Linked DNA regions of Homo sapiens: all the other regions are linked to region 2. Evidence: chromatin contacts called from ENCODE Hi-C or POLR2A ChIA-PET data. All regions are on one chromosome and are shown on one strand. The core of a region is the stretch at or near the end of the contact, and the rest is flanking DNA. Distances in the headings are between cores, read along the strand shown. Region 1 holds the start of FBXW4 (F-box and WD repeat domain containing 4). Region 2 holds the start of MRPL43 (mitochondrial ribosomal protein L43). Region 3 holds the start of SCD (stearoyl-CoA desaturase).

Region 1 (3,806 bases), core at 878-3,377, 710 kb before region 2:
CTCTACTAAAAATACAAAACAATTAGCCGGGCATAGTGGCGGGCGCCTGTAGTCCCAGCTACTCGGGAGGCTGAGGCAGGAGAATGGCGTGAACCCGGGTGGTGGAGCTTGCAGTGAGCCGAGATTGCGCCACTGCACTCCAGCCTGGGCGACAGAGCCAGACTCTGTCTCAAAAAAAAATTCTCCATTAATGAAAATAAAGTAAATTACACTTGCATGATTATGGATTTTAATCCTGATTTATGTTGGGTTAAAGAAGTTTTAGTGCCTCCACTAAAAATGAGATAGAATATAGATGAACTACTCAGCTTTACTATGTATCCTGAATGAGTTAAGTACTCAAACAGTAAGAAATTACAAACATCTCTAACACAAATCTAAACACAAAATGCAGGAACCATATTCCTGCTATATCATTTGTCTTCCTTCTTGATTCGCTCATAGTACACAAATGTAGCAAAATCAATAAATATTGAACTCATGACATCACCTAAATGTGAAGTATTCCTGCCTTAGTAGTCTTCTAACAGTATGGTACCTGTGAATAAGTAAATTTCTTTATAATGATCTCTAAAACATGGCTTAAATTCTTTGGCCGCATTGAAATCTATAAAATAGTGCTTTCAATAAACCACTGCCTTGAGTTTGGAAATCGTTTTCTACACAAAGTCTTTGTTGCATTTGGAGAGGGGGAGGGATGGCATTTTTTTGTAACAGGATTTGACCTGTAACTATTATTAAGAATTTTCTTAGAGGAGTTCAAAGCATTTTACAGGGATCATCTCATTTATCCCTCGAAAGTAAGGCAGAGGCATTATCTCCACTACAGATTGAGAACACTAAAAGGCCAAGATAGGTGGGGCTTTTTGTTGTTGTTTTGCTAAGATCAAAAAGTAATTCTAGGGCAAAGCCAGATTCCGGTCTGACCTTGTTACATGATGCTTCTTGCAGCACCATAATACAATGTAGTTGCTTCCCTAGGTTTCTCTTTGGCTATGCTAGGTGTTGAATAATTTTCAGGGTCAATTTTTATTCTTCCCTGCTCCCTGAAAATGAGTGTTAAGATGTAGATAAGTACAAAAGAAAACTCTCCAATCCTTCCTACCTGGATTTGGAGTACAGGATAAACAGACAGAAATTGGCATCTTCCTCCCCTCCTCCAAGTTTTACTGCCTAGCCCAATGCTAATAGAAAAATAACCCGAGCCACAAATGCAAGTCCCATGTATAATTTTAAATTTTCTAGTAGTTACATTAAAATATATTGTATTTAGCCCAATACAGCGTATCCAAAATATTAACACTTCAACACGTAATCAATATAAAATTATTAATGAGATATTTTGCATTCTTTTTTTTGTATGGCTTCAAAATCTGGTGTGCATTTCTCACTTATAGCTCATTTCAATTTGTATTAGCCACATTTCAAATGCTCAGCAGCCACATGTGACGAGGGAGGACACTGTTGGACAGCACAGGTCTAGACCTCAGTAGCTCTCCCTTCAGATTAATGCCATGTGAATCGAATGGGTGGTATGAAGAATGGATGCTGAGTCCTTGGAGAATCCACTTGCACTTGGGTGGTGACTGATAAGAAGCCCTAGCTGTGCCATTTCCTGATACATGACTGTTTTTGAAGTTATGGACTCAGGATCTAGAAGACTGCAAATCCCCAAATACGTCTAACACCCAAGCTCACGCCAGGACCGTGCTTCCGGGCCTGTGTGAGAACCTAAGCTATGGAACCTGTCAACTTCTAGGGCTGCAGATTCGTTGGGCCCTCACATGTGGCCCGTGGAAAGGAGGCATCACTCGAGGAAGAGGAGGGCTTCTAGAGGGGCAAGGCCACCCAACTAGGGGCTTCTTGAGGGCAGGTGCTCCAAATGGCCGCTTCCTGAGGGCAGCGGGTCCTCTTGTGGCCTCAGGCAGGGCCCTGAAACCGGCCTCACGTGTTTGCAGCGCGAACTCCTGTGCTTCCACCAAGCGCTCTCGGGGATGCGGGGGTGGTGTCAGCGCCCCGGCCCCAGCCCGCACCCCGAAGTGGCTCCAAGGCTGCAGGTGTGAGGGGCGTGCCCAGGGCTCGGCCCGCGCCGCCCCATGTGACCCGGTCCGACATGGTGTCGCCTCCTCCCGGGGCGGCGGCGGTGGCGGCTCGGGCTGGGCTCCGCGTCGGGCCGGCCCCGCGGCCGCTCATGGGCAGCCAGGGCCGCTCGGGGCCCCCCGGGAACGGCGGGCCCGGCGAGGGCGAGGGCGGAGAGGCGAGGAAGCTGCAGGAAGGGAGGGTGGCGAGGGGGAAGCGAAGGAAGGGGAAGGGGAAGGGAAAAGCGAGAGCGGGGCAAGGCGGAAGAGGAAGCGGGGCGGAAGGGAAGCCCGGGCCGCAGACGGCGAAGGAGGCAGCCGGGCCGGGGGCTGACGCGGGAGCGAGGGCATGCCCAAGGGAGGAAGCAGAGGGAGGCAGAAGCGTGGAGGAAGGGGCGAGAGGCATCGTCAAGGGAGTCGAGGGGAGCGCAGGGGCCGGGAAGGAGGCACAAGGAAGAGAGTATGGGAAGAAGGAGGAATGGAGGGTCAGGGCTAGGCGGCGGGAGGGCGCCAGGCCGGGAAGAGCACAGGGACGAGGGGGTCAGGCTTGGGCCGACATCGCGGGGACAGGGGTGGCCATGGCGGCGGCGGCCGGGGAGGAGGAGGAGGAGGAGGAGGCGGCTCGGGAGTCGGCTGCCCGCCCGGCCGCGGGGCCTGCGCTCTGGCGCCTGCCGGAGGAGCTGCTGCTGCTCATCTGCTCCTACCTGGACATGCGGGCCCTCGGCCGCCTGGCCCAGGTGTGCCGCTGGCTGCGGCGCTTCACCAGCTGCGATCTGCTCTGGCGCCGGATAGCCCGGGCCTCGCTCAACTCCGGCTTCACGCGGCTCGGCACCGACCTGTAAGCGTCCGCTCGCCCGCCCGCTCCCCGCCCCGAGCCGGCCCCGCGTCCCGGGAAAGGGCGGGGCGCCGCGGCCTGGTCGGCCCAGGGTCGTGTCGCACCCCGAGTTTCTAGGCCTACACCTGACCTCCGCCTACACCCTTTCCCGAGCACTCTCGGGGACCCCTTTGCCCCTCCTCCCCAAGGCCTCCATCTGAGGCAGCCTCCCGAGAGCATCCCTCAGTAGGCACCCTCCCGGGTGGGCCGCTCCTCACAATTAGCCATCTTAGGCACTCCCTACAGCTTTCGATTGTGTGTTTTTGCAGAGGTTTAGCTGCCCCGGTTCCTTCGCCCCAGAGGAGCCAGTCTGGTACGGTGCTTTGGACGATTCCTTGAGTCCAGGTCTAGGACTCAGGTTCCTTAAGTGGTCTATCATAAATTTTTGTGGACTTTCATCTTTCATCCTCCCTACCCTTTTCTAAAGGTTGTTAAGCTTCAGGGCTCGGACCTTAAGAGAAGCCCTCGGTCCCAGTGTTCAGCCATAGTTTATGACTTCATATAGGCAGAGCGACACGAAAAAGGGGGCCTGCTTGAGGCAGGAGGCTGGAGTCTGTCCAGGATGTGTACAAGACATGGTATTGCAATTTGGCCTGTTTTTGGTAGGGTCTGAGACCTGTGAATGAAAAACTTTTCTGAACCACTTAAACTGTTAAATAGGAAGGAAAAAACATGTAGGGAATTGGGGGAATAAGAGCTTTCAGATTGCCCCCTATTCCACCCATTTTTTAAAAAGTAGTTCTTTCTAGTACATTATGACAACATTAAATAACGTTTTTAAAAACATAAAAAGCCATAATACCATCACCTCTAGACAATTATTTTCATTTAAAAACCTTTTCAGTTGCACATAT
Region 2 (3,499 bases), core at 42-2,541:
AACGCTTGAGTGTGTCATCTGTAACCTTGGTAAGGCCAAACATTGTATCAGCCAGCTGAACCTCCTCCTGATCAGGCAGCTCCCAGAGAGGTATTGCTCGGTTCCAGATCCTCCGGACCTCCTCGCTGTCCTCAAATTCTGGTGCCTTGCTAAGCAGAAACCCCTCCCTGGCCCCATCCCCTCGCCCCTCCACGCTGGCCTGGAAGTCTTCCCAGCTCCCTTCTGCTAGGCTGGTCATGCAGAGAAAGTGGCCTGTGGTCTTGTCAATGAAGAGGCTGAAGGAAGTGGTAACACCAGTCTGGCCTTTGAGCTGTGAAGACTCTGCAAAGGGGCTCAGTGCCCGCAGGCAACTGTGACCATCCTGGAAGGGGATCCCATGCCCCCGCAAATACTGGCGGATTTCAGTTGCAGTTACAGGCAACACTGGCATATCCAAGGCTTGGAGAGTCTCCTTCCTGTAACGTCTGCGAGGAGGGCCTGGGGCCAAGTTTCGGGGCAGGCCCCTCCGACCCATCCACTCCCCACGCAGGGGTAACAAGATACGGAGGGGGTACCCACTTCGGAGGAGGACCCACATTCCTAGCCAAATGTGGGAAGTCACTACTTGAAATGCCTTAGGTGCCTGGTTAGCGTGCCTTCACTAGACCAAACTCTAGGGATATCCCACGCAGCACTCTGCAGAGCTCACTCTAGGTGCATTCTTTCTCTCCATGAATTTCTCCTCTTCAGCCCCTCTACGTTGCTGCTTCACACATATGCCCATCTACACGACCCTTTCGCGTCCACGTCCTTCTACAATGGCTCCCCCACCTCTATGGTCCGTTAGTTAGTTTCTCTCCGCCACCTCACCTCTATGACCCTCTATACAGTTCCTCACTGACACAGTTTCTTTGCATCATCTTCTCACCTCTACTGCTCCTCCACAGCATCTCCTCGTCGTCCTCATTTCTATAGTCATCTGCATCCTTTTTGTAGTCCCTTTGCCCTAGGCCCCGACTAGAGACCCTCTTCCGCTTCTCCTTCCCCTCACTGGGACCTCAACACGGCGAGAGCACCCAGCACGACTCCCGCCAATCCCCCGGCCCAAAGGAATGCCAGTCTCTATCCTCCCCCGTGTCTTCACTCCGCTCTACTACTCCGAGCTCCGCCGCGCCGGCCCCCAGCCCCAGGTTACCACTTTTCTCTCTCCCACTTCGCCGGCAACGTGAGTCTCCCGCACATGCTACTCGCCTTGACCTCGGAAGCAAAACTCCGGGAGCGGTCGTCCCGGAACCGGAAGCCTCGAGGTTTAGTCCCGCCCCCCTCTCCTCGCTGCTTAGGCTCCGCGGCCTCCAAGCTGTAGCTATGACGGCGCGCGGGACTCCGAGCCGCTTCTTGGCCAGCGTTCTCCACAACGGACTGGGTCGCTATGTGCAGCAGCTGCAGCGTCTGAGCTTCAGCGTCAGCCGCGACGGCGCCTCGTCTCGCGGCGCCAGGTGAGCCAAGGGAAGTGCGCAGGCGCGGGTCGGGGTGGGTGTGGAGGTGGCAACGACTCCCCGGGTAGGTCGCCCCCAGTCAGGGGTCATACTGCTCACTGTCCCGGGTCGCTTAGGGAGTTCGTGGAGCGGGAGGTGATCGACTTCGCCCGACGGAATCCAGGGGTCGTAATATATGTAAACTCGCGTCCGTGCTGCGTGCCCAGAGTAGTGGCCGAATACCGTGAGTGGGGCCGGGCTCGGGCTGGAGGGCGGGATCAGGGGCTCGACCCGCTATCCTCCTTCTCGCTTGGTCGCACCGGCCAGCTTCCACCCACTCTCACCCCTCTTCTGCCAGTTAACGGGGCTGTGCGCGAGGAGAGCATCCACTGCAAGTCGGTCGAGGAGATCTCGACGCTGGTGCAGAAGCTGGCCGACCAGTCGGGCTTGGACGTGATCCGCATCCGCAAGCCCTTCCACACCGACAACCCTAGCATCCAGGGCCAGTGGCACCCCTTCACCAACAAGCCGACCACGTTCCGCGGGCTACGCCCCCGAGAGGTTCAGGATCCTGCCCCAGCCCAGGTGCAAGCACAGTGAAGAGTTGCCCCACCAACTGCAGCCCCAGGCTTTGGACTGTTACTCCGGTAAAGGTGGTTCTTCCCCTTTGGGATTCCAAGCCCAGGCAAATGGAACCCATCAATGGGCAAGTTGACAGAGGTTCTGCTTGGGATAATGAAGAGCTGCCTGTTTCTTTCCAGTGCCTGCTTCTGGGGGCAGTGACCTTGTGAACCACTCATTTTTATGCAAGTGGCATCCCTAAAACCTGAGATGAGGAAGACTTCAAGGGTTTTACAGGGCCCTTGTTTTTTAAATCCAAATTGATAATAATGATCTCAAAACACAGTGAGAGGTCTGAAGGCTGGCTTCTGAAGAATCCCTGATGTCTTATTGGAACAACCACTGAGCTACGGAGAGCTCTGCTGTGATGGGCTAGGCACTTTATATCTGTGTGAATACAGATTTATAAAACAGGTTAATAAACTTATCCAAGGTCACATTTCAGGTCTGTCTTCAAAATGTGTGCATATGTTAAGCACAAGCCTCAGTTTTCATTATTTTAAAACTAGACGCAGAACATATAACAACTGTCAGGTGGTTAGTATCAAAGGCCAAGTGATTAATCTAGGCCTGACCCCTGAAAGGGAGAGGGGAGTGATTCTCAGACCAAGTCCTGGCTGACAAGCTTTCTCTGGTCTTAGCTATACATCTCCTTCCCCCCACGTCCCTCTTTGTGCAGAAATAAAATCCATGTCCCTTGAGCCAGCTGGTGGGGGGTGCTGAGAACCTTGGGGAAGGGCAGGAAGGCTGATATTAATGAGTATTTTCTAATCTTAGTTTAAAAAGGGGGGATGGTGGGGAAATGAGAGGCAGGAAATGAAAATCTAGAAACCCCTGTAAGAATTCTTGAACTGTTGTCATTTTCTTGTCATGCCCTAACACCATGATCAATGAATAGTGTGAACCTTACTAAAGAGGCCTGTGTGCCTGCCAAGGAGTCAGGATGGAAGCGGAGGATCCCAATTTCCTCTGCAAATAGTTGTATTGGGGAGCAGAGCCAATCCTGGAGGCAGATATCACCTTCTGTATAGGCTCAGGAGCCTGTCCCCTGGTGATCAGGGGTGGGCGCATCTAGATGAAGCAGACTAGTCATAGCTGTGGGGAAAAAGGGTGTTTATTAACCAACGGCAGGGGGAGGAGCTGAGCCCAGGCTCCCCACTCTGTCACATGCCTGTTCCACCCACCTGGTTGTAAGTGGGGGCATTCCTAAAGAAGTGTAGCCATTCTCACAATAAATACATTCATTGTGGGGTGGAGGTGGGAGAGGTTGGGTGAAGGGCAGTAAAAACCCGTGGGATTCCACGTTCTCAGCTACAAAAATAACAGTCATCCTCACCCGAGGGGAATGGGGGAGCTCAGTCAGAATTGATTGTCCCATATAGGCCTAGAGACTTCAGAGGCCCCTGGCCCCTGAAAGTGCCCCG
Region 3 (3,532 bases), core at 339-2,838, 640 kb after region 2:
AATGAGCTCTCTCCTCCCTTTCCAATAAACTCTCTCCCTGAGTAGTTTCCCTTGTGCTAGCCTATGATTGCTCAACACAAACCCTAGAAAGCCAATGGTTTAGTACCATGTTCCCATGCCTCCCAGGTAGAGGGGTTTGATTCTTTTGTGGCTGGCAGGGGTGGGACAGGCAGCCAAGCAAATGACTCAAACAGAAAAGCTCTTTCAGGGAAAGCTGACTCTCCAGCACAGCACACTTCAAAGCCCACAAGCACAAGGTTCCAAAGCTCTCAACCCCCAGCATTGACAGTCCTGCATCTCAGTACCCCCAGGTTCTTCCCAGCCCACTAGGCCTGAAGCAACCAAAGAGAAATGCCTGAGAAAAACCCCAACCGGGAGGCTGGGAGGGGCTGGTGTCCTCTGTAAGATCCTACCTTATTAAAAGAGCAGTGAGTACCTGGAGGACTAGGTCAGGAGGACAGGGAGGCTGCTTACCCCAAAGCCAGGTGTAGAACTTGCAGGTAGGAATCAAAGTGATCCCATACAGGGCTCCCAAGTGTAGCAGAGACATAAGGATGATGTTTCTCCAGACATATTCAACCTTGGGGCTTGGGCCTTCCTTATCCTTGTAGGTGGGGTCATATATATCATCTTTTATATCAGGGCGAATGTCGTCTTCCAAGTAGAGGGGCATCGTCTCCAACTTATCTCCTCCATTCTGCAGGACCCTGGAGGGAGGCGCTGTAATGGTGGTGGTGGTGGTATAGGAGCTAGAGATCTGGAAGGGGGAGGAAGAGGAGAGTCAGGAGAAGAGACACGTGGAGGCAGCTGGGGCCACTCCGCTCTCTAATCACGCTGGGGGAAGGGTGGACAGTACGGACCCTTCCGCAGCGCCGTAGTTCACTGAGGGTAGGGTGTATCCGAGACGCAACGGAGAAAAGTTCCCTGAAACTGTACAGATACATTAGGGGCGGAGGGCGAGGGGGACGAGGGGCGCGAAACCTATCGGGAGGCGGCAGTAGGAAGGAGAAGTAAAGCACTCACATCCCCACGAAGACAAAGGAAAACCCGCATAATTCATAAAAGCACCAGCACGACCGGATTTTTCTTTAAAGCTTAAGAAACTAAAGTTGGAGACTCAAGTCCCCAAATTACAATCCACATTCCCAACTCACGGAAGGCAGCACAACTCGAAAAAGATGACCAAGTCCTCCGCGGAGCTCTCCCCTCTCTTCTGCCACCAACCCGTCCCCTGGAAGCCCAGCCCGCGCCTGCGACCCGGCGGTACGGGGCCAGGCTGGGAAACTCACATCGTCCTGCAGCAAGTGGGCCGGCATCTTGGCTCTCGGATGCCGGGATCACTTTCCAGGGGGCTGAGGCTCCGGAGCGGAGTTCGGGGTCGCCGGAGGACTGCGGTTTCGAAGCCCGCCGGTACGCGCTGAGCCGCGGCGCCTTGCACGCTAGCTGGTTGTCGGCGCTAGCCGCGGTGCGTGGAGGTCCCCGAGCCGGGAATTTAAAGGCTAGAGCTGGCAACGGGTGACCGTGTCCGGTATTTCCTCAGCCCCCTTTTATCCGCTGCCAAGCAGGGGCAAAGTGCGAGGAGTTGACTGGCGCGGGCGGTCCCGCGTGGAGGTAAGGGCGGGAGGGGGAGGAGACAGAGGCCGAGGCTCGCGGCGACCGCAGCAGGGCGCCGGGGATGCTGCCGACACCGACACCACACCACCCGGCCTCTGCCCCTGCCCCTGCCTCTGGGGAAATGCTAATGAGGCTTCTGTAAACTCCGGCTCGTCATTGGCCGAAGGGAATTTGGTGCCACCTCGTCCTGCCGTTGCCATTGGCTCGGCGCAATCTGCTGTTCCCTCTGCCGCCAGCTCCTCGCTCCCCCTCCCCTCTGTTTCTCCTTCTCAGCTTCTCTTCCACCCGCCGCTGGGCCTCTGCCCGGCATCCCGCGTCGGGAGCTTTCTCTCTGGAAGGGGCTGGGGACCCGGTTTGGGGCTGGGGCGCGGAGCCTAGCCCAGGACCGGCCCTCGGGCACACGGAGAACGGGTGGGTGGGCACTGGGGAAGTTTCTCAGGAAACAGTGGTGAACCCTCGGGGGGCGCCCACCACTAACATCTCCGTCCCGTCTTCCGTCCCCCCAGGCGCGTGGCAGGGAGACGTGGCAGCCACCCCAGGATCTGGAGCTTGGGGGACGCGGGAAGCCCCGCCTCCCTCCCGGGCGAGCGCGGGGGACTCGGTACGCCTGCGAACAATGGCTCTGCCCCGCCCACCAGCCACGCGCTGCTCACCCGGGACCGCACCGGACTCCGGCCGCACACACAGGCTGGCTGGTGTGTGTGTGCCTGCGCGCACGCATCCTGTTCAGGACCCGGGCGGGCAGTCCCATCCCCAAGCCCGCGCCTCCAGGATGCGTGCGGGATGTTTTGGAGATTCTTCAGACTGGCAGGTTGTAATTTTGGAATCTTCTTTGTGGAAACCGTCAGGAAACACTGACATGTGTTTTCACCCAGCAGCAGGCGAAAGGGCTTGGATGTGGAATAAGAATAGCTGGCAGGTATTGAATTATTACTGCAAGCCAATTCACAAGAATCGTTTTCTGTAAGCCTCTCTGTGACCCTGGGAGGTGGGTACCCCATTATTCCATTTTAAAAGTGAGGAAAGAGATATGGAGAGATGGAATAACTTGCCCATGGTCACAGCAACCAGTAAGTGATGGAGCTGGCAGTTGAGCCCAGAAACACCATATGAGAGCCCAAGCTCTTAATCCCTGCTCAGGACCATATTGCCCTCGGTCCCTGAGATGCTCTGACCCTACTGATCTGTCCCTGTGCCCCCATCTTTTCCGTGTCTGTAGGAGCCTTACCATGAGAGCTCAGAACCAGGCAGGCTATGCATTCACCCGGTGTCCTTCCATGCCCATGTCTTTCCCAAATACTGCCCTAGGATCCTTCCCCTGGGAAGAGGAGAAAATACGGAGTGCTGCGCCAATGATTCACTTCCCAGGAAGACAAGCACCTGGGATTTCCTGGGAGGTAGACTAAGCAGCTCCTTTGTTGGCCACTGGTCTCAGGGTCAGGCCAACTCTCTGGCCAGTGACCAGGAGACTGCATTCCAGTCCTGGCTCCCTGTCCGGTGTGAAAGTTCTGAACAAGACTGGATGATTTCAGATGTGGACAGCTCATCCAGTCATGCCTCAGAAGTACTTGGCATGTGGCACAGAAATCTGTACGTGGTCTGACCCCCTTCAGGTTCTCTCTGCAATGTCTAATTTGCTTAATTCTTTTGTTTTTTGTTTTTTTGAGAGGAAGTCTCGCTCTCTCCCCCAGGCTGGAGTGCAGTGGTGTGATCTCGCTTCACTGCAACCTCTGCCTCCCGGGTTCAAGAAATTCTCCTGCCTCACCCTCCCAAGTAGCTGGGATTACAGGCATGCGCCACCACACTTAGCTAATTTTTTGTATTTTTAGTAGAGACGGGGTTTCACCATGTTGGCCAGGCTGGTTTTGAACTCCTGACCTCAGGTGATCCACATGCCTTGGCCTCCCAAAGTGCTGGG

What was found. Hi-C counts contacts between places; a loop is a spot of excess contacts on that map. ChIA-PET counts read pairs that join two places held with the same protein, here RNA polymerase II (POLR2A). Pooled maps may share reads with other maps.
Region 1: a loop to region 2 is called in a pooled map, with 9 times the contacts of the local background. The contact joins the promoter of FBXW4 here to the promoter of MRPL43 in region 2. A Hi-C loop is called at or near these places in 2 of 168 maps with a recorded cell type or tissue (CD8-positive, alpha-beta T cell and prostate gland), 1 of 37 single-sample maps with no recorded cell type and 5 of 50 pooled maps. POLR2A ChIA-PET finds 5 or more read pairs at or near these places in 2 of 52 experiments (T-cell and activated CD4-positive, alpha-beta T cell).
Region 3: a pooled map shows a loop between it and region 2 (4-fold over the local background). The contact joins the promoter of SCD here to the promoter of MRPL43 in region 2. A Hi-C loop is called at or near these places in 4 of 37 single-sample maps with no recorded cell type and 7 of 50 pooled maps. POLR2A ChIA-PET finds 5 or more read pairs at or near these places in 4 of 52 experiments (Caco-2, GM12878, OCI-LY7 and 1 more).

The regions. Positions count from the first base shown.
Region 1 is chr10:101,693,491-101,697,296 of GRCh38, reverse strand. It overlaps FBXW4 (F-box and WD repeat domain containing 4), which reads left to right and starts at 2,127. Exons shown (of 9, transcript NM_022039.4): 1 at 2,127-2,916. The coding sequence starts at 2,192. RefSeq lists silencers at 1,958-2,237, 2,268-2,317, 2,598-3,057 and an enhancer at 3,368-3,447.
Region 2 is chr10:100,985,289-100,988,787 of GRCh38, reverse strand. It overlaps MRPL43 (mitochondrial ribosomal protein L43), which reads left to right and starts at 1,291. Exons shown (of 3, transcript NM_032112.3): 1 at 1,291-1,475; 2 at 1,592-1,698; 3 at 1,813-2,519. The coding sequence starts at 1,345. The coding sequence ends at 2,054. It overlaps TWNK (twinkle mtDNA helicase), which reads right to left and starts at 1,245. Exons shown (of 5, transcript NM_021830.5): 1 at 1-1,245. The coding sequence starts at 577. SEMA4G (semaphorin 4G) reads right to left here. Exons shown (of 15, transcript NM_017893.4): 15 at 3,172-3,499. RefSeq lists an enhancer at 1,463-1,532.
Region 3 is chr10:100,345,289-100,348,820 of GRCh38, reverse strand. SCD (stearoyl-CoA desaturase) reads right to left here and starts at 1,588. Exons shown (of 6, transcript NM_005063.5): 1 at 1,290-1,588; 2 at 475-757. The coding sequence starts at 1,316. RefSeq lists enhancers at 1,224-1,463, 1,844-1,913, 1,562-2,153 and silencers at 1,694-1,743, 1,944-2,323.